Linked DNA regions of Homo sapiens: region 1 is linked to region 2. A link is a loop called in an ENCODE intact Hi-C map of the cell type or tissue named here. Cell type or tissue: heart left ventricle. All regions are shown on one strand. Links, peaks and the distances in the headings refer to the core of each region. The heading gives the core; the rest is flanking DNA. Region 1 overlaps EHD4 (EH domain containing 4). Region 2 overlaps EHD4 (EH domain containing 4).

Evidence for each region. Hi-C counts contacts between places; a loop is a spot of excess contacts. Peaks named below come from ENCODE experiments on the same cell type or tissue, not always from the same donor. Only the 100,000 strongest peaks of a DNase experiment are listed, where the experiment ranks them.
Region 1: a loop joins it to region 2, with 4 times the contacts of the local background. A loop is called at or near these places in 39 of 110 quality-filtered maps.

The regions. Positions count from the first base shown.
Region 1 is chr15:41,961,145-41,971,288 of GRCh38, reverse strand. All of the region lies in intron 1 of EHD4 (EH domain containing 4), which reads left to right. Among named protein-coding and RNA genes, the nearest start is that of EHD4, 6.3 kb to the left of the region's middle. RefSeq lists enhancers at 1,053-1,272, 3,044-3,093. In heart left ventricle, for the core only: no CTCF peak of the experiment used is centred there; a DNase peak (open chromatin) is centred at 5,058; H3K4me3 peaks cover 1,557 bases; H3K27ac peaks cover 4,815 bases.
Region 2 is chr15:41,911,699-41,921,842 of GRCh38, reverse strand. EHD4 (EH domain containing 4) reads left to right here. Exons shown (of 6, transcript NM_139265.4): 4 at 2,221-2,633. It overlaps EHD4-AS1 (EHD4 antisense RNA 1), which reads right to left and starts at 426. Exons shown (of 4, transcript NR_120332.1): 1 at 102-426. RefSeq lists enhancers at 1,935-2,434, 3,838-4,132. In heart left ventricle, for the core only: a CTCF peak has its summit at 5,194; DNase peaks (open chromatin) are centred at 1,451, 2,271 and 5,112; H3K27ac peaks cover 8,000 bases.

The DNA.
Region 1 (10,144 bases), core at 1,125-9,124, 49 kb before region 2:
AATTGTAACAATCTCTTCATCATTTGATGTGCAACAGGTGTTGAGAAAACTGCATCTATATTTGGATACATGCCATTTCTGTTAAGTAGCGACCTCTTTTTCTCCACTCCAGTGACCTAAATAGTTCCTACAAATAGAGTAGCTATCACTACAGGAAATATGTTAAATCCAGGCCTCCAGATACACTGCGAATGAATTCCACAAAACAAATATACTGTGTATTGAAATGTCGTTCTAGATAATAAATTGAGTGTGAAGAAAGTAATTTCAAAATTGCTTTATTTGGTGCTTATGGACAAGACAAAAATAGAATTAAATATGTCACCGTCACCCAGACACTCAAAATGAACCATAGCTGTATTACAGTAACTGGCACCTTGAAAGATGACAAATGTCACATTTAAGGTCTCAGTAATACTGTCTAGTTTTTAGGTACTAGGGATAATAAAGTGTTATGGCCAAGTGGTACAAGAGTGGGAAGCGGTACTGTTGAAACATACAAAGAAGAAAGGCATATATTTTTGTAATTTAGTGGTGGCATGTCCCCACACCCTAGGCATTTCCTCCTGTTTGTCTTTGCTGTGAGGTCCTTGTTGTGCCCAGGTGTCATCAGGGAGCCCCTGCTAGATGCTGTGCCAACCTGGAGATAATGCAGCCCTCTCTCTGCTCCCATAGACTGGATAGCTAGCCAGCCTGATTATCAACTCCCAGGAAGATGAATACAACTCACAGGAACATGAATTTATCTTTTGTATTTTTCCAGATTTCTCTCTCATTATATTCTCACTCTTCTCTCTGTTTCATTATTTGGAGAAATTTGTGGAATAGCTAAGCGCAGTTTTATGAAGGGTTCTGAGATTTGATTCCTGGCAGCTACCTCATCCAAATTGGCCACCTCTCAGCAGGTGCTGGAGCTGTGGGCCACCCTAGGGTGAGGGAGGAATCACCTTATTAGGAAGCCATTTGTTCTTGAGGCTTTCCTTGAGCTAAGTGGCTTTGTTGTTAGGTGATGTACACAAGGTAGACCAGTGAGGTTAGAAGAAAATCAGTGTGGGCAGGAAGCTTGGTGAGGCCACAGGAGACCTGAATTGCTTTTCAGATTGGAGCTAGGAGGAAGTGATTTAGCACCCGGGAGGAAATCCCCAAACAAAAGGGCAGCTACCCTGGAGACTTGTGAACTTGGAATTAAATATCACCCCAGACACTGTAAATGAACCATGGATTCATCTTGAGCGGAAGGGTTGGCCCAGGGTGCTGAGCATCCTGGATCCTGCCTTAGTTAGAGCCTGGTTAGTGGTCTGGGTTGTTTGCTTCTAGCGATTGGGCCCTAGAAGCTCATACTTGGCTGTGGGGTGTACCTAATCTACATAGCCATAGATTCTTATCTCCCTGGCTTCCTGCACATTCCAAGAGGTCACTGATGACACAGAACCTGTGCTGACATGGTGGGAATCTTCTCTTATTGCTGTTGGCTCTTCTGCCTTTGACTGGCAATAAAGAATTGGCCAGAGAAGGAGGGGAGATGGGCATGGGGGAAAGTGACCATGTCATCTTAGACTCTGTACTAGCCGAGGAAGGATGGATATGGAGCTCACCCAGGCTTGTGTCCAAAACTTGAGGAAAACAGATTTCAAAGATTCCTCCAGAAAATCCCTGGCCCCAGGTGCTGTGAAGGAAGACATTTCCACTGAAAAAGTATGAAGTCCATTTGAAATGAATGCAAACTACACAATTTTTTTTTTTTGAGACAGTTTCGCTGTTGTTGCCCAGGCTGGAGTGCCATGGCATGATCTCGGCTCACCGCAACCTCCCCCTCCCGGGTTCAAGCAATTCTTCTGTCTCAGCCTCCCGAGTAGCTGGGATTACAGGCATGTGCCACCACGCCTGGCTAATTTTGTATTTTTAGTAGAGATGGGGTTTTTCCATGTTGGTCAGGCTGGTCTCAAACTCCCGACCTCAGGTGATTTGCCCGCCTTGGCCTCCCAAAGTGCTGGGATTACAGGCGTGAGCCACCGCGCCCCATCCCAAACTACACATTTTTAAGAGCTCCACTTTCTCCCTTCATATGCTCTGTTCCCTCTCCCCAGAAAACTTATTCTAATGAGGAAAAAAGAGGGAAGTCACTCAAGAAACTATATAGGCTTTAAAAGGGTAGAGAGCAGGGAAATAAGGCAAGAAAAGAAATAAACTCCCAGACTGGAGAGAAAAAAGTAAAACTCTTTGCAGATGACATGATCTTCTATGTAGAGAATCCTAAGAAACCACTTAAAAACTATTAGAACAATGGGGGAAACTATAGTTCAACAAATGGTGCTAGGACAACTGGATAGCCGCATGCAAACGAAATAGAGAATGACTGTTAGTGGGCGTGGAGTTTCTCTTTGATGTGATGAAAATGTTCTGAAATTGGATAATGATATTGGTTGCACAACTTTGTGAATATACTAAAGGAGTGCACCCTGTAAAAGAATAAATTTTCTGGTATATGAATTATATCTCAATAAAAAACCAAAACAATTCAGTCTTTCAACACTAAGCATCATGTGATTTAATTTTCATGATTCTGCAACTAGCGCCAGCCAAGTAATTTCTGCATCTATGTGTAATAATTTAAAATAGAAATGGATGCCAGAAAGAAAACAAAGTAGAAATAAGCTAGAAGAACCCAAGGGCAAAGGAACTAAAGAGTAAAGATGAGGGGCCAGGTGCAGTGGCTCACACCTGTAATCCTAACACTTTGGGAGACTGAGGTAGGTGGATCGTTTGAGCTCAGGAGTTCAAGACCACCCTGGGCAACATAGTGAGACCCCATCTCTACAAAAAAAAAAAAAAAAAGGAGTAAAGATGAGGGAAAAGGGAGTGAAAGTAGCCATCCCACAATCCCTGTATGAGTATTCTTGTCAATGTATAAACATGTTCATTGTTCATAACACTCAAGTTGGTAAAATCAAAGTATGATAAAAATTTTTAATAAAATGCTTGATACCGTAATTGTGTTTAAAAACTTTAGATATTAACATTTAACTATAGTATTTAATAGGGGAAAAAAGGGGCAGGGGTGCATGTGCAAGGGTGCAGACAAGGTTTATGGGCGGTATGAAGGATCAAGAAGCTGGAGTGGGCTGAGAAGGTAAAAGTGCCTTGGACATTAAAAAAGCCTTTTAAGGTATGATTAGAACAAGAACAAGAATCAGGAAGTGATCGGCCCACTCATGGGCTCTTGCTGCAATATTAACAGAAAGCAGAACTACTCAGCTTCCTCCTTTTCCTCAAAGAAAATGCCCCAGAGATGGCAGAAGGGAGCCCAGCTGTGTTCAAGAGGGGATTAAAACCACAGGCTGAGGAGCTCTCCCAGGGCCTGCCACAGGCGAGGTTCAGGAAATCTCTGGCCGGACACATGGATGAAAGAACTTGCATTTCTGCTCAAAGAACTGTATTTGGTGGCTTTTAAGAAATTGTGAAGAATATGAAAAGTATTGGAACACTGGAAGCAGGCAGATGTTCTCATTTTCAAAAAAGCAGGGAAATGGATTCTGAATAGGAACAAAGGCCTGCTTCATTCCCTTGATAAGTTTCTAGACTCAGTAATTAAGGAAAAGGGAAGTGAAGGCATTCACTAATAGGCAGCCTGGTTCATCTATTTTTAAAAAAATAAAATCTCACACAGAAAAACTATGGGTCCTATTTAGTGGTTCTCACACTCATCCAGATACTGGGGCTCCTGAAAATCAATCTTCTGTTCCAAATATTATACCCTTTACAGATCTCTCTAAAATATTGAGATATTTAATTTTTACAGAAAATTAGACTATATTTTCAATATACAATATAAGATCACACCTACAGATGCTAGTGTTCATTTATTCAAATGATCTTGATTTCAGGGTTGGGGCCAGCCATCACAGAAGAGAGTCAACAGGCCACAGCTCTGAGTGACAAGGGCTGTAACACTAGAAACACAGGGTGGCTGGGGGCATAGGAGGGACCCCCTCATTCAGGCTTGCGGGTTGGAAAAGGCTGCCTCCCTGAGAATGCAGCCTAAAAGCTGAGCCCTGAGGAATGAGCAGAGAATTAGCTGCCCAAAGAGGGCCAGGGAGTGAGGGTGGGGAGGTGTCACCCATGAGGCCTCGGTTTCTGGGGTAACTGGGGAGTACAGCTGTTCACTGAGATGGGGATCCAAGAAGAGGAAGGATGGGGCATAATGATAAGTTTAGATTTAGACCTGTCATGTTTGAGTGGACACCAAGGTGGCGATGTCCATGAGGGGTAAGACATGGGTCTGGAGCTCAGGGAGATATCTGGGCTGGTCTGTTGACTTGGGAGTGTCAGCATTTAGTAGCCAGCATCTGGGAAGTAGAAGTCCTTGCACAGGACTCTTAAGTGAGAGGAAGCAGAGCTTGTGGAGACCCTCCGGGGAAAGTACCAAAGAGGTGGGTAATTGCCTGGGAGGGTAGTGGCTCAGTGCTGTCTCAGATCTCTTTAGGTTGCAAGTGACAGAAATCCAACCAAAGCTAGCTTAGATAAAAAGATAAGAACGTTTTCCTGAAACCCATCAGACCAGGATGTGCAAGCTTCAGGCTTGGCCCAGGACTGCAGGAGACACACCAGGACTCTGTTGGCTCTGTGGCCCTCCTCATGTTGTGTTCCTTCTCAGGGGTGGGCAGGCGGCCACCTCCATTTCCAGCCTCGAATTCTGCTGGCTCAGCAGCCCCAGTAAAAGTCTCAGGCTTGAGTCTCATTGGTTTGACCCTGACCATATGCCCATCCCTGAACCAATCCTTAGGGGCAGGGGCATGAAATGTGGGGAGTGGGGAGGTCAGCCCCACCAACCACGTGGCCTGAGAGCTGGGGAAGGCAGCTCCTGAGGATGCTGCTACCAAGAAAAGGGGATACGAGGCAAGTAAAGCAACGATGACCCCCACAAAAGCCAGGGAGAGAGGTGGTGGTCAGTAGTGTCAGATGCTTCCAGGAAAAGGACTGAAACAGAACCAGTAGATTAGCCTTTGGGAGCCAGGTGACCTTGCCAAGAGGTGTGCCTGTGAGTGGTGGTGAAGGAAGCCAGATGGCGCGGGTTGAGGAATGAGTGGGATGTGAGGCGTCAAATTCTCAGCAGCTAGGCCTGGGGGAAGGAGGCCTGGCCACAAGCATCACAGGGGTTTGGGTAAAGACAAGCACAACCTCAGCAGAATGAAAAGTGGACAGAAGGGAAGCCATGGAGAGGGAGCAGCTGGCATCTCAGAAGACAAAGAGGAGGCAAGACTTGGAGCAAAAGTCCTGAAGAGCAGGGCAAGGAGCTGCAGGGTAGGCGGGGCTGGGTGGGGTGGTGGGGGTAGGCAGGAGGTGAGTAGGTGGGGCGGGGGGTGGGCAGGGGAGCGCTGGCAGCTGCAGTCCGAGCAGGGAAGCGCTGCAGGCCAGCAGCTGGGCCAGTTGTCACATCATCCACCTGACAAGCAGCAACAGAGTATTTGGAGAAATGTAGGAGGGGGAAGGCTTTTTCCATCCTGACATTATCTTCCCTAACTCACATTCAGAAGCTGACTTACAAAAGGTGTTCAATGTCCTTTTCAAAACCTCGAACCAGAAGGCCGTGGTTCCTTCTGCACGTGGCTGTGCATCAGAATCACTTGGAGGCCTTTTGACACGGATTCCAGGGCCCCACCTCAGACCTCCTGAGTCGAAATCTCTGTGGGTCAGGCTCCAAAATCTGTTTTTGTTTTTCTAAACCATCTCTCACAGTAATTCTTATGTGCCCTCCCCTAGGAAACATTTGGGAACCATTGCCAGATGAAGGTTCAGTTAATGGAGGAATGGAAGAGGGCTAGCCTCAACCCAGAAAAGGGAGGCTGACTTTGCTGAACCTTCCATCCGTTCCAAACCCCATCTGTTCACATTTCTCTCAGTGACTTAGATGAAGACATAGAATTCATGCTTACAAAACTGAGGATTGTGTAAATATAATTTAATAAATGGGGTTCTTTTTTGCTTAATATGATACGATGAGCATTTTCTTATGTCATTATATAGTCTTCAAAAATAACTTCAATGACTACATCATAATCTATAGTACAGGTTGGACATTTAGGTTGTTTCTGTTTTTATGCTGTTATACATAATGTTGCAATGAACTGAACATTTTTGGCCATAAATCTTTGTATTTCTAGTTTTTTTCTTAGAATAGCCTAAGCATAAATTAGTGCCTCAAAAAATATAGATAATAGGCTGGGCGCAGCAGCTCACACCTGTAATCCCAGCACTTTGGGAGGCCAAGGTGGACAAATCACTTGACTCCAGGAGTTCAAGATCAGCCTGGGCAACATGGTGAGCCCCATCTCTAAAAAAAAATACAAAAATTAGCCGGACATGGTGGTGCATGCCTGTAGTCCCAGTTACCTGGGAGGCTGAGGTGGGAGGATCACTTGAGCCCAGGTGGTCGAGGCTGCAGTAAGCTGAGATTGCACCACTGAACTCCAGTCTGGGCAACTGAGTGAGGCCTTGTCTCAAAATATATATATATATTTTTTTTTTTTTTCAGGCTTATATATATTCCTAAATCTATGTATCTATCTTTCTTTTTTAGGACAGTTATTCCAAATTAGACTCCCACCAGAAATATGAGGATCAGTAATTCACCAAACTGCCAGTAAAACTAATTAAAATTAATTTGATAGGAAAAAAAAGTGTTTTAGATAGGGTCTTGCTCTGTTGCCCAGGCTGGAGTACAGTGATGCCATCATAGCTCACTGCAGCCTCAAACTCCTGGGCTCAAGCAATCCTCCCACCTCAGCCTCTGGAGTAGCTGGGACTACAGGTACATTGCACCACCACACCCAGCCAATTTATTCATTTTTTGTAGAGTTGGGATCTCGCTGTGCTGTCTAGGCTGGTCTCAAACTCCTGAGCTCAAGCGATCCTCACGCCTTGGCCTCCCAAAGTCCAAAGTGCTGGGATTATAGGCGTGAGCCATGGGGCACTCAGCCAGAACAGACTTATTTTAATTTGTTTATTTCTTACTAGTGACGTTGAACTTATAAAATATAGTTGTCTTCCATATTACTTTGTGAATTGTCTGAATTGTCTGTGAACTTTGTCCAATTTTCATTTGAAGTGTTGGTCTTGTCCTTTTTTTTTTTTTTTTTTTTTTTTTGAGATGGAGTCTCACTCTGTCACCCAGGCTGGAGTGCAGTGGCGCGATCTCAGCTCACTGCAAGCTCTGCCTCCCAGGTTCACGCCATTCTCCTGCCTCAGCCTCTGGAGTAGCTGGGACTACAGGCGCCCACCACCACTCCCGGCTAATTTTTTGCATTTTTAGAAGAGACGGGGTTTCACTGTATTAGCCAGGATGGTCTCGATCTCCTGACTTCATGATCCACCTGCCTCGGCCTCCCAAAATGCTGGGATTATAGGCATGAGCCACCGAGCCTGGCCCTGGTCTTGTTCTTATAAATAAATGTAAATGTTTTTCTCAGTAACAGATATCAATCCTTTGTCACAGTTGTAAAAGTGTTTTTCCAGTTTGAAATTTGCCTTGTAATTTTTGTAATAGTTTTTCCATGCAGATATATTTAATATTTGTGATCAAATCTAACAATTTTTCCTTTTTTATAATATCTTTTATTTTTTGGTTAGAAAATCCTTGTTTATCTTAAGACTCAGGAAATGTTCACTCATATTCTTTTTTTTTTTTTTTTTGAAACAGACTCTCACTCTGTCCACCCACACTGGAGTGCAGTAGCACGTTCTCGGCTCACTGCAACCTCCACCTTCCAGTTCAAGCGGTTCTTGTGCCTCAACCTCCCAAGTAGCTGGGATTACAGGCATGGGCCACCATGCCTGGCTAATTTTTGTATTTTTTAGTAGAGACAAGGTTTTGCCATGTTAACCAGGCTGGTCTCGAACACCTGACCTCAAGTGATCTGCCTGTCTCGGCCTCCCAAAGGGCTGGGATTACAGGCGTGAGCCACCGTGCCCTGCCTCTTTTTTTTTTTTTTTTTTAGTATTTATTGATCATTCTTGGGTGTTTCTCCGAGGGGGGGATTTGGCAGGGTCATAGGACAATAGTGGAGGGAAGGTCAGCAGATAAACATGTGAACAAGGGTCTCTGGTTTTCCTAGGCAGAGGACCCTGCGGCCTTCCGCAGTGTTTGTGTCCCTGGGTACTTGAGATTAGGGAGTGGTGATGACTCTTAAGGAGTATGCTGCCTTCAGGCATCTGTTTAACAAAGCACATCTTGCACTGCCCTTAATCCATTTAACCCTGAGTGGACACAGCACATGTTTCAGAGAGCACGGGGTTGGGGGTAAAGTCATAGATTAACAGCATCCCAAGGCAGAAGAATTTTTCTTAGTACAGAACAAAATGCAGTCTCCTATGTCTACTTCTTTCTACACAGACACAGTAACAATCTGATCTCTCTTTCTTTTCCCCACATTTCCCCCTTTTCTATTCGACAAAACCGCCATCCTCATCATGGCCCGTTCTCAATGAGCTGTTGGGTACACCTCCCAGACAGGGTGGCGGCCGGGCAGAGGGGCTCCTCACTTCCCAGACAGGGTGGCTGGGCAGAGGCGCCCCCCACCTCCCAGACGGGGCGGCGGCCGGGTGGGGGCTGCCCCCCGCCTCCCTCCCGGACGGGGCGGCTGGCCGGGCGCTCTTTTTAAAATAGGATTACTTTTTAAATATTTAACTTTTTAACCCACCTGGAAGTAAAATCTGTCTCAATTATATTGTTGTGGGTTTTTTTTTTTTTGTCTTTTGTCATTTTCTAACACTATTATTAAATCTACCTTTTTCTGCTGTCACATGAGGCTTCCTCATACGCTAAGTTATTAAATACTATATTGAGTCTGTTAGGACCTTTGTCTCGTGTTATTCTGTTTGTAAATTCTTATGCCAACACCATACCATCTTAAATATTGTCACTTTGAAATACTTTTTAATAATTTTAGCTCAAGACTCTTCTGCGTGCATTACTCTTTATTTTTCAAATGCTATCAATTCTCATTTTCTGTCATTCTTTGAGAAGAACTTTCTTAGTTAGGTTCTTCAAAACAAACAAAAAAAAATCCCACTGGGATCCATTTGTCCTGGAACTGCATTCTGTCTCTAAGTTACATTTTTGTATTTGCTCTTCCCAAGCAGCAGCTCACCATTGCTTTAACGCAGACCTTCTTGGAAAAGTGATTGATTTACTCATACAGGTCCTATGGAGCTCTTATTAATGTATTAGGTATTTTATGCCCTGTTGCTCTTATGAATGGGCTTTTTATTTCTCTTATTTTTTTTGGCAGGGTATTGCTGATATGTAAGGAAGCTACTGAGTTGTACATTTTTGTTTTATATCTGGTCATTTGACTCAAGAAGTTATTCTGACAGCTTGTCAGTAGATTCTCTTAGGTTTTCTAGATAGATAACTGTATCAGTTACCTTCATGATTACTTTGTCTCCCCTTCTGTTCCATATTTCATAATACCAGGAAGTAGGCATTCATATCAAGCTTCTAATCTTAATGGTATTGCCTATGTTATTTCACCTTAAGAGATTATGTCAGCTGGTGGCTTCTTATCTATAAATTAATTGCATTAAGAAATTATCTATTACTAGTTTTAAAAGGATTTCATTTAAATGATTCTATTTGGAGAAAAAAACAAAATGGATATGGAGTTTGTTAGATGCCTTTTAGCCTTTTCCTTTAACCTATGTTCTGTGGAATGCAGTTGTGGGAGATCATTCGTAAGTGTTCAAAGAAAATAAAAGGGTTCCATAGTCAAGTAACTTTGGGATATGCTGTGTTCCATAACCTCCTCATGACGATTTACAGTACTCCCAGATCAAAGAGTTTACAACCTAAAGTCTGTTGTCATACTCCTAAATTACAAGTTACAACATCAAAAACACTCAATAAATAGTCATTGCATGACTGAAAGACTGGAAGAACAAATAGAACTGTAAGAAACTGATTTGATTCTAGTGAAATTCCCCTCCCTTTCTTTCACCCTCCTCCCAAAACAGCATGGAAGGTGGAGTGGAGCAACTTACAGGTAATGGCAGTGGGTAGACAGCAGTGTGCTTTCAAGCACATCTCAGCCCTGAGGAGTATAAATCCCATCCATAGCTGGAAAAATAGCCTGAGATACGAAAAGTTTTA
Region 2 (10,144 bases), core at 915-8,914:
AGGAATGGGGCGAGGGACTCTCTGCCACACCTTCAGCCTCCACAACCCATAAAGGATACCTCCTGACCCAACAGGAAGGGTATTCAGCAAAAGCAACTCACATTCACTCCATGTGCACAGCGTTTTCTTTGATCTGTTTCTGAACCTTCAGATACCCCATCTGATCACTAGGAAGACCACGTGGGAGAGTGGTCAGGTCAGCATGGTGAATCAATCATCTCTCCTGGAAAAGCAAGTCCCCATGCAGGTCCATCTATGGGTGGCTCCAAAGCATCTTCCCGGCACCCAGCAAACAGCCAGTTCATTCATCCGCTGGGGACCTACAATCCTGTGAGCTAGGGCTGTCTGTGCACACGTCTGTCTCAAATGGCAGTAGCACTTAGTGTTACCCTAGGAGGCAGTTTGTTCTGGCCTTTCAGGGACAGAACTCAGAGTGAAACCTTGACTATGTGTGACCCTGTCAGTAGGTCTTTGATATTCCTCTGACCTAAACTGGCTGCTGACAGCAATGAAAATAAACTCTGGCCCACATTCCGAGAACTGCCTTTGTCTTCCTTATCCCCAAGGAGTCAGGGAGTGCCGCAGTGAGACAGAACAGAGAAATGAAAAGCATGAACTGGAAGTATCCACGCGTGTGGCGGCATAAACACCACACTCAGGACAGCGGCCTGCTAGTGGGGGGAAGGGCTCAGGGAGGGGTGCACAGGGGGCTTCAGCGTTACCAACTGTCTTGTTTTCTTTATGAAAAATGGACCTGAATCCAGTTTGCTTGTTCAGCTATTCCTCTAACACCTGTTCTTCAAATGCATGGAAACCTTAGTCCGCAGACCCTCTTTATTTTCACCTAATAGATTATTCACCTCAGATACTTTTTCCTCTGCCTTGGATTCACACCTTCTCCACCCCCACAGCCAACCAGGGTCTCACAATCGATGTTGACATTTTTGTATTTGTGCTATAGTCTGTATCCACAGATGGTTGAGTATTTTGTATTTTAACATTTTACATGAATGTTATCATGCTGTATATGTCCTTTTGAAACTAAGCTTTTACTCTTGTTCTTTTCTGGAGATTTACCTGTGTTGACAAGTGAAGATCTAGTTCCTTCTCACCACCGTATGGTATTTTGTTATCTAAAGAAACGATACTTGGTTTTAAAACATATCTGAAATAGCAAACAAAGCAAAGTGTCAACATTTGTTAAAATTATGTGGTAGGTACATCAGCATTCATTATATGACTTACAGATGTTTATGTATGTTTGAAAGTTTTCAAAATCTAAAAGAAGAGGGGAGACGACCCCTAGCATGGGGGTCAGGCAGGTGACATCTCAGCACTAGCTGGGCTGGATTGAGACTCTGCTTCTGCAACTAGTCAGACTGAGATTAAAAGTCAACTTTGTGGGCTTGGCCTCCTCTTGTTTGCTTTTCGTGGGAATCTGCCTCCCTGGGGAAAGGCCTGAGAGCCTTGACCTTGGGCTGAAGAGTGTTTATGCAGCTGCATGATTTGTGGAGGTGGTCAGAATAGGCTGGACAGAATTTGCTGTGGGCCAGGCCATTTTAAAAAAAGAAATTGGCAAGAGACCATTTTACACAATGGCTGTGATACGTAATGTTAAAAAAATATTCACAATATACCTGAGTTATAAATAGTCCAAAGATAAATATTGATCACAACACTGGCTGGGCCAACCTTTGACCTCCTCAGCACTCTACAAACTTGGGTTAATTGAAGGCGATGCCTCTTCTGTTATGCTTACTGGATACCCCCATGGGATGCCAGGTGGCCTCTGGTTCTCTTTCTTCTGTATTTGGGGCTTTCAGAAAAGTGAGACTTTTCAGAAGTAAGATCTTTTGACCCATGGCCTGTGTTTTTATAAAACCATTGATCAATTCTGCCATCAAGCAAAAGGTCTGTATTAGGTGAAATAAAACACTCATGAGGACTAAATGAAATCGCAGATATGAAAGTCAGCAATTCCCAAAGTGACCATGAGCCCCATTCTCTTTCCTCCCTCCTCCTGTGGAAGGGCTCCCCAGGTCCTTCCCACCCGGATTCATCCAGCCCGTGATTTTCATGTCACCAGGCCTCCACTGCCTCCAGGTTGGAGACAGGGCTCTCTCCCTGGCAGCTGCTGGAGAGCGAGACTGTTCCTGAGCCGCCCATTAAACGTGTCTCCTGCAGCAGTGGCTACACTGACGTGTCCTTCTCTCCACCCAGGCTATGACTTCTGCCAGGTCCTGCAGTGGTTTGCCGAGAGGGTGGACAGGATCATCCTGCTCTTTGACGCTCACAAGCTGGACATCTCAGATGAATTCTCAGAGGCCATCAAGGCCTTCCGGGGCCAGGACGACAAGATCCGTGTCGTGCTGAACAAGGCCGACCAAGTGGACACGCAGCAGCTGATGCGGGTCTACGGGGCCCTCATGTGGTCCCTAGGCAAGGTCATCAACACGCCCGAGGTACTGCGCGTCTACATTGGCTCCTTCTGGGCGCAGCCCCTGCAGAACACGGACAACCGCCGGCTCTTCGAGGCTGAGGCCCAGGACCTCTTTAGAGACATCCAGAGCCTCCCCCAGAAGGCAGCGGTGCGCAAGCTCAACGACCTCATCAAGCGAGCGAGGCTGGCCAAGGTAAGCCAGGAGATGCCTTGCACAGAGGCCAGGGGCTGGGACTCTGCTGTCTCCTCTCCAGAGGCAAGATGGGTGGGAGGAGGCTTCGTTCCAGAAGGCTTAAGGAATGAACATGCGCTAGGTTAAGAATACAGCCTCGAGGTCAGGTGGCCCTGCTGACACCCTAGCTCCTGGCTCTGCACTCCTGGGCAGATGACTAACCCTGTTCTCCAATCTGTACCATGGAGCTAATAAGAGCACTTCACAAGAACTTGGGGTGACAGTTGGTCAGTGTGACAGAGCACTTGGCATAGTGCCTGGTGCACAGGGAGGGGGATCAATCAGTGCACCCACTACATGGTAGCTGTTAGGATGTCAGGACGATAGGAATATAACCAACCAAACCTGAAAGAGGTGGCATTGGTGAGACCAACAGGATGCTGAGAGGCCACTGCTAGTCCCCGTGCACCAAAGGCCAGTGTTACCACCTGGATCCAGGGGAGCCCTGGGAAGAAGTATGGCTCAGTCTTACTCTTGGAGTGTGCTGGTTTTGGGTCACCCCCGCATCCTCATTCTGGGCTGCGGGCTGTTAGCCTGCATGCCTGGGCTCCTGGCTCGCCTGCCTCATAGCTGAGCCTTTCAGCAGCCCCAGGAGTGTGTGCCCAATGGGGCAGTGAGAGGTGACCTGCTGACATCCCTCAAGTGACAGAGTCAATTCATGTCTCCAAAGAGAGAAAAGCATATCCCTCCTCCAAGAGAAAATACAGAGAAAAAAATGGCTCTTTAAAAAATATGTGCATGTTTCATAAAATCATTGTCCTCTAATGCTGGAAGTGCCTTTAGAGTTTTATCTAGTCCTAGTGAAGTTCAAACCTGGCTGATCATCAGAAGCAACATACATTCCCAGGCCCTGCCCCAGAGCCTCGGATATAGGGGTGTGCGTGCACACATGGCCTTGTGTGAATATGCATGTGTGTAAACATGCGCGTGTGTGTGTGTGTGTGTGTGTGTGTAAAGCTCCCTGGGTGATTGGCTATGTGCCAGTCATGGTATGGATGCTGCCATGAGTGCTCTGGGAAGGGTGACTACGTGCCTGGCCAGGAGGCAGGGAGGGCTTCCCTGATGGGGACAGCCAAGGTGGGGACAATTCTTCCTCCTTCTTGCTGCTCATTAGCAGCCTGTCCTCGTGCCAGTGTGCTCACTGGGCAGCCTCTTGCCTGGGTGAAAACAAACACCGTCCTGGCTGCTGCTGCCCCTCACACAGGACCTCGATGTCCTGTGTCCCTCTCTGTCACGTGTGTCCCAGTGCGTGTGCATGCATTCCTCCCATATGGCTCAGCTAACCTGCAGTGGTGTGGTGCTTGTGTGAGTCATCCTTCTTTATCTGTTCTTCCTGGTCCAAGTGGCTTCCTTTCCAGAGCTACAAGCCATTTTTGCTCCAGTTCTGCAAGGCAGATGTGCTAACTAGTTTGTAAATCCACTTACGTGCAGCTCTCCTGAAATGATTTTGCCCTCGCCCTTGTCCTGGGCCTAATGCTTGGTAGCAGGAAGGCTGTTTTTCCACTCGGTGATCCCTTGGTTTGTGGTGTTTCCTTTCTCCAGCAGGTACAACTGAACAACCTTCAAGGTGTGTGACACCCCACATTAGTTTATAACCAAAGTTGGTGACTCATGTCATAGCCTTTGCAGATTTTGAGATTTTTTAAAACTATTTTTAAATGCTCATGGACATTCTTCATTTACCAGTTATTGGTAAATGAAGACCCAGTGACTGGAGATGCTGCTGTATTCAGTCATATAAATAAATAAGGAGGCCGGGCACGGTGGCTTACGCCTGTAATCCCAGCACTTTGGGAGTCGGAGGCGGGTGGATCACAAAGTCAGGAGTTCAAGGCCAGTCTGGCCAACATATTGAAACCCCGTCTCTACTAAAAATACAAAAATTAGCCAGGCATGGTGGCAGGCACCTGTAATCCCAGCTACTCAGGAGGCTGAGGCAGGAGAATCGCTTGAACCCAGGAGGTGGAGGTTGCAGTGAGCCAAGATCGTGCCACTGCACTCCAGCCTAGGCGACAGAGTGAGACTCTGTCTCAAATAAATAAATAAATAAATAAATAAATAAATAAATAAATAAGGAGCAGAAAGCTCGCTGGAAATGCCAAGCGCCTTAACCCGTAGAGCTTCCCTGCCATCCTTGAGCCTCGGGCCCTCTGAACGGGCCAGCGCGGCCTGGGTTTGGAGGCACAGAACGCTGCTCTGTATTCTGACACTGTGAATAATGAAAACCCTTGTGTGGATGCAGGGAGTGGGGGACGGTCAAACTTGCTGAGCTTACTTGCAGGAAAAAGGCTTGTGGTTTTTTTCTTCCTAAGAATAGTATCTGGCTTGTTCCTTTTCACAAAGGAAAATGTTTGAAGTATGGGTATTTGCAGCCGGAGCTTCTCAGTGCCAGTTGCTCGTGGGCAGTGCCATGCTGAGGAACGGGGACAGGAAGCGGGCTCACCCGGAGGAGAAGCCGGACTCAGCACGGCGGCCTTGGCCACTAACTCATGACATTGACCTCACGCCACCTGCAGTTTCATGTTCCACCGCTGAACTTGTTTCTGCTTAAATGGACAGATGCTTACCTGAGTTTTTCTTTTTGGAGTGTTTATATTTTCCAAAAGTGCTTTTATTTTGGTTTATTAACCTTTCTCTTGATCCAGTTTTCCTTTTTCACACCAACTGTTCCAAAGCTCTGTAGTCTGCATTATGTGTGTTTTTTTGTTTGATCCTGTTGACAACTACACAGTTGGGCATTTTTGTCCTCATTTCCCACCTGAGGGAACGGAAGCTCAGAAAGGTGAAGTTATGTCCCCGAGGCTTCACAGCCTGTAAGCTGCAAAGTATACGTTCAAACCTCGGTCAGTGTGACACCTCAGTCCAGAAAGCAGTCACCTGAAATCGGGAGTGAACAGCAGCTACAGTACCTCCTCCCTGTGTCCTTGTTTTCTGCACTGATCTGTTAATCTATTTATTCCATAAAAGTCTCCATCCACAGAAACCCTACAAAGTTTAGGTTTATCAAGCTGACACTTTGAAAACATGCAAAGGGTAAGTTTTCAGATGTCAGCTAAGAGATGTCAAGTCTGAGTTGGGTTGTGGAGTATGTTTATTTATAGAACACCATAATTAACCAGGATTCATGGCCCATCCAGATAAAGCAAGTGCGCCGTTTTAATCAAACTCGAAGTGTCATAAAGGTGACATTTTAATAATATGAAAAGTAGATAGATACTCTTCCCAAAGAGCTCTTGAAGTTTATTTCCCTTCTTTTTCTGTTTGTATATTTTTTTCACATCTCTGTATTTAAGGAACAGGGAAACTTTAGAGTGGGTTTTTGGTTAGCCTCAAAGATCACTTCTTACAATCTCAGTAGACATCCTTCTTGGAAGACGGCTCACACTCTGAGATGCCAATCAGGGTTCATTTCATGATTCTTTAAAGGAAGCTGTTTTGGGAAAGCCCAAAAAAGGGTTTGGAACATGTCATTTACTTTTATTCAGCTATAATTAAAATAGCCAAATTAAAGAAATTAGACTCATACAAATCCCAAACAATGCAAGTTCACTATCAGACCCCACCCTTTAGAAGCGTATTGCCCAAGAATAGGAAAGGCTGTCACCCATTTGGAGATCTTTGCTCAACAAAAATGAGGCAACATTTGAGGAAGAAACAAGTAAAACTGAGAAAGAAGAGGAGAGGTCAGTGATTTTCAAGGTTCACTGTAGTTCTGTGGAATTTAGCTTATTCTTTCAAATGTAGACTCTTCTCAGTCACATGTGATGTGCACAGCCTGGCTTTCTTGTCTATAGGCTGGGCACGGTGGCTCACACCTGTAATCCCAACACTTCAGGAAACCAAGGCGGGCAGATCACTTGAGGTCAGGAGTTCGAGACCAGCCTGGCTAACATGGTGAAACCCCGTCTCTACTAAATGTCATCAAAATGACAAAATGACAGTTTTTCTCTAGGCTAATAACTCAATGAGCAGAAAGGAAAGTCCTCCCTTTTAAATGTATATGAATGTATATGTAGTTCACACTTACACTCTGACACAGATCTCATTGTGTCCAATGATGTGTGTGTGTGTGTGTGTGTGTGTGTCTCCAAGACTGAGACACATGTACTAAAGAGTGATACTGGCCACATCTACTCTGGGCTTGGAGGGTAACTTCAGCAAGTGCTGGATACAAAAATTACAAAAAAAATTACAAAAAAATTACAAAAAATACAAAAATTAGCTGGGCGTGGAGGTGGGCGCCTGTAATCCTGGCTACTCAGGAGGCTGAGGCAGGAGAATCACTTGAACCCAAGAGTTGGAGGTTGCAGTCAACCAGGATCGTGCCACTGCACTCCAGCCTGGGCGACAAAGCAAGACTCCATTTCAAAAAAAAAAAAAAAAAATTCTCCTGTAAAGAAATGAGGCATTTTTTGTGCACCAAATGGATTCAGGCTAAAGCGTGTGAGAATCATGATATAATGGATCATGAAGATCCTGGTATTGCCTAGTCCTCGGCAGGGCTCTAAAAATAACTCAGTCAGCAGCCCTGAGCTACTGTGGATGTGTGTGTGTCAGTGCTTGAGCCCATAAATGGAAGCCTGTCTCTTTGAAGGTTGACCTCAGACAAGTGTGCAGCCCCCTCCGGTCCCCTTTAAGGCTGCACGGAATTACACGTGCCATTGGTGCCAGTTTTGATCTGAGCAGAATAACAAACCCTTGCTCAAGTCAGCTGCCCTTCTCTGCCTCTCACAGTCTCACACTCTTGTTACCCCATGGGTTCATCTTTTGGGTCTCAGGCTTATTAACTGAATTTTTTATATTATCATAAACCCACTTTATAAACGTGCTGATACCCTGGCTTTAAATACTCTATGCAGGTTTCCAGAGCTGGGCTTCCAGCCGCAGGTCTCCAGCAGGTTGCGTTAAGTTTGCAGATGAGCGTGGCACAGTGTGTCACCATGCCTTCCCAGCCCGCCTTCCCCAAACTACTGCCTGATCCTCACATTCCATGAAGCTTTTCATTCCAGCACTGGTCGCTTCCAGCATCCAGCACTCGCTGAAGTTACCCTCCAAGCCCAGAGTAGATGTGGCCAGTATCACTCTTTAGTACATGTGTCTCAGTCTTGGAGGCACACACACACACACACATCATTGGACACAATGAGATCTGTGTCAGAGTGTACGTGTGAACTACATATACATTCATATACATTTAAAAGGAAGGACTTTCCTTTCTGCTCATTGAGTTATTAGCCTAGAGAAAAATTGTCATTTTGTCATTTTGATCCATTTGATTTCCCCCAGTCATCCCCATTAGATGCCTTAGGGCTTCTGCAAGTTTACACAAGGCAAAGGATGACTTGAACAAGATACGAATGTTCAAAAGCCCCCAGGGGTCAATGTAAATTAAACACTTGGAACCCAAATTCATTATATTACTATTTAAATAGAGAGAGTTTATTAATTATTTGGTAAGGAGTAACCAGCCGGGAGCCCTCTCTCTCATTACTGTACCTCCAGCTGTTGGTCTTTGGCCATTAGTTGATAACAAGTTAACATTTGCTCCTCTTTCTAGTGAGCAGAGTGCATTCAAATACATGACCTCTTTTATTCTCATAATAACTCTGTGAGATGAATGTTGTTGTCATTTCTAATTTGTGGATGAGCACGCTGAGGTGGAGATGCCATGCCTGGCCCCAAGTTGCTCAGTGGGTAGGCAGTGGTCACGGGGCCTGAGCCTCATCTTCAAGCTCCAGGTCTAGTCCCCCTCTTCTCTTTCGTACTCCTCCTCTTCCCAATTAGTTTTCTCTCATTATAAAGGTCAGAAGACCCAAGTGTTTCCACCTCCTTCCCCAGGGACAACCACCAGGTCTGGCCCTGGGTCTGGCATGTATTTGGAGACACCTTTGACACATAATTGCAGGAGTGATCTCTGGAGGCTGACTGTGGATTTTAGTCATTCAAGCTGTCCCGTCTGTTTACCAGAAGACTTTAGAAAATGACAGGATGCCATCCTGCCAGCAGCTCGCAGTCTTCACCCGCATTCCCACGTGGTGTCCCGACGTTTGTGTGCCATCATTGTGTCCGTGTTTGATGTGTGGGGAAAGGGAGAATAAAGGACCCTTCCAAAGCCTCTCAGTGAATTAGGCACGAGCAGAAGTCAAACCTCAGATCAAAGTTTTCCAGACTCATTCTATGGGACACAGTTCATTTTGAATTCCAGATTTTGAACAACTTCAGTAAGATTATTAATGCATACCCACAGGGCATACCCACAGGGAGTCATTAGTTCTTTAGGGACAGGAACGAGGCACTTGGATGCTAGTGCCAGCTCTGTATCTACCAACTAGCTGTATGACCTTGAGTGAGTCACATGGATGTCCTGGAACCAGGAATTAAAGTAGATATTGGGGGGTCACTTCCAGATTCAGTATTTCATGATGCTAAGGATTATAATTTACCTTGTGACTTGATGAATTTTTTTTTCTTTTTTTGAGATGGATTCTTGCTGTGTCACCCAGGCTGGAGTGCAGTGGGGCAATCTCAGCTCACTGTGACCTCTGCCTCCCGGGTTCAAGCTATTCTCCTGCTTCAGCCTCCCGAGTAGCTGAGACTATAGGAGCACACCACCACACCCAGCTAATTTTTGTATTTTTAGTAGAGACAGGGTTTCACCACATTGGCCAGGCTAGTCTCAAACTCCTGACCTTAAGTGACCCACCTGCCTCAGCCTCCCAAAGTGCTGGGATTACAGGCATGAGCCATCGTGCCTGGCCAACTTGATGAACTTCTGAAAGCAGGTCTGTGCACAGAAGTTGGCCCTGGGTTATTGTTTAGGGCGCACCAGGAAGGGCAGGACGCGGGTGGACATGCAGAGGCAGCGTAACAGGAGACTTCCACAAACCTCGCTAACAGAACTTCCTAGAAGTGGAGGCTGGGACCGAGAGCAGCTGCAGTGTGAGCAGGTCACCTAAGGGTCATGACTCAGGTGGCACCAAGCTGGCGGAAGGAGGAGGGAGTTGAGACCTGGCACAAGATCAGCCCCAGGTTTATCAGGGCTGTGAAGGCCTAGTGTCGGGGCCACCTCGGTCATCAGCCAGCAAACACCATGAGGCCTGAGACGAGGGATCAGGTGACACTCAGTGGGTGAAGGGTGTGGCAGGTGCACATCAGCTGAGTTCAGTGCAGGTAAAGCAGGCCCTGGGCACCAGGGAGTGTTCAGGAACAGTGTGCCCAACCTCGGGGGGTGGGCGGCAGGGAGTGGGTGAGGAGTCAGCCAGATGAGCGGGAACTAAGCCCTCCCTGAGCTGGGGCCTGGCGGCTCAGAGGTACCTTACTAGTACGTGGTGAGGGCTCTTGGGAAGCCCTACAGAGGCCTAGGCAGCTGCTCCAGGGCTAGGCCCCAGAGCAGGGAAGGGGGTGGTCTCAATAAGAAGCCCTTGTGTTTGGGAGACTGAGCAGCTGTGGGGGCCTCCTGCTTCCCTTGGGGT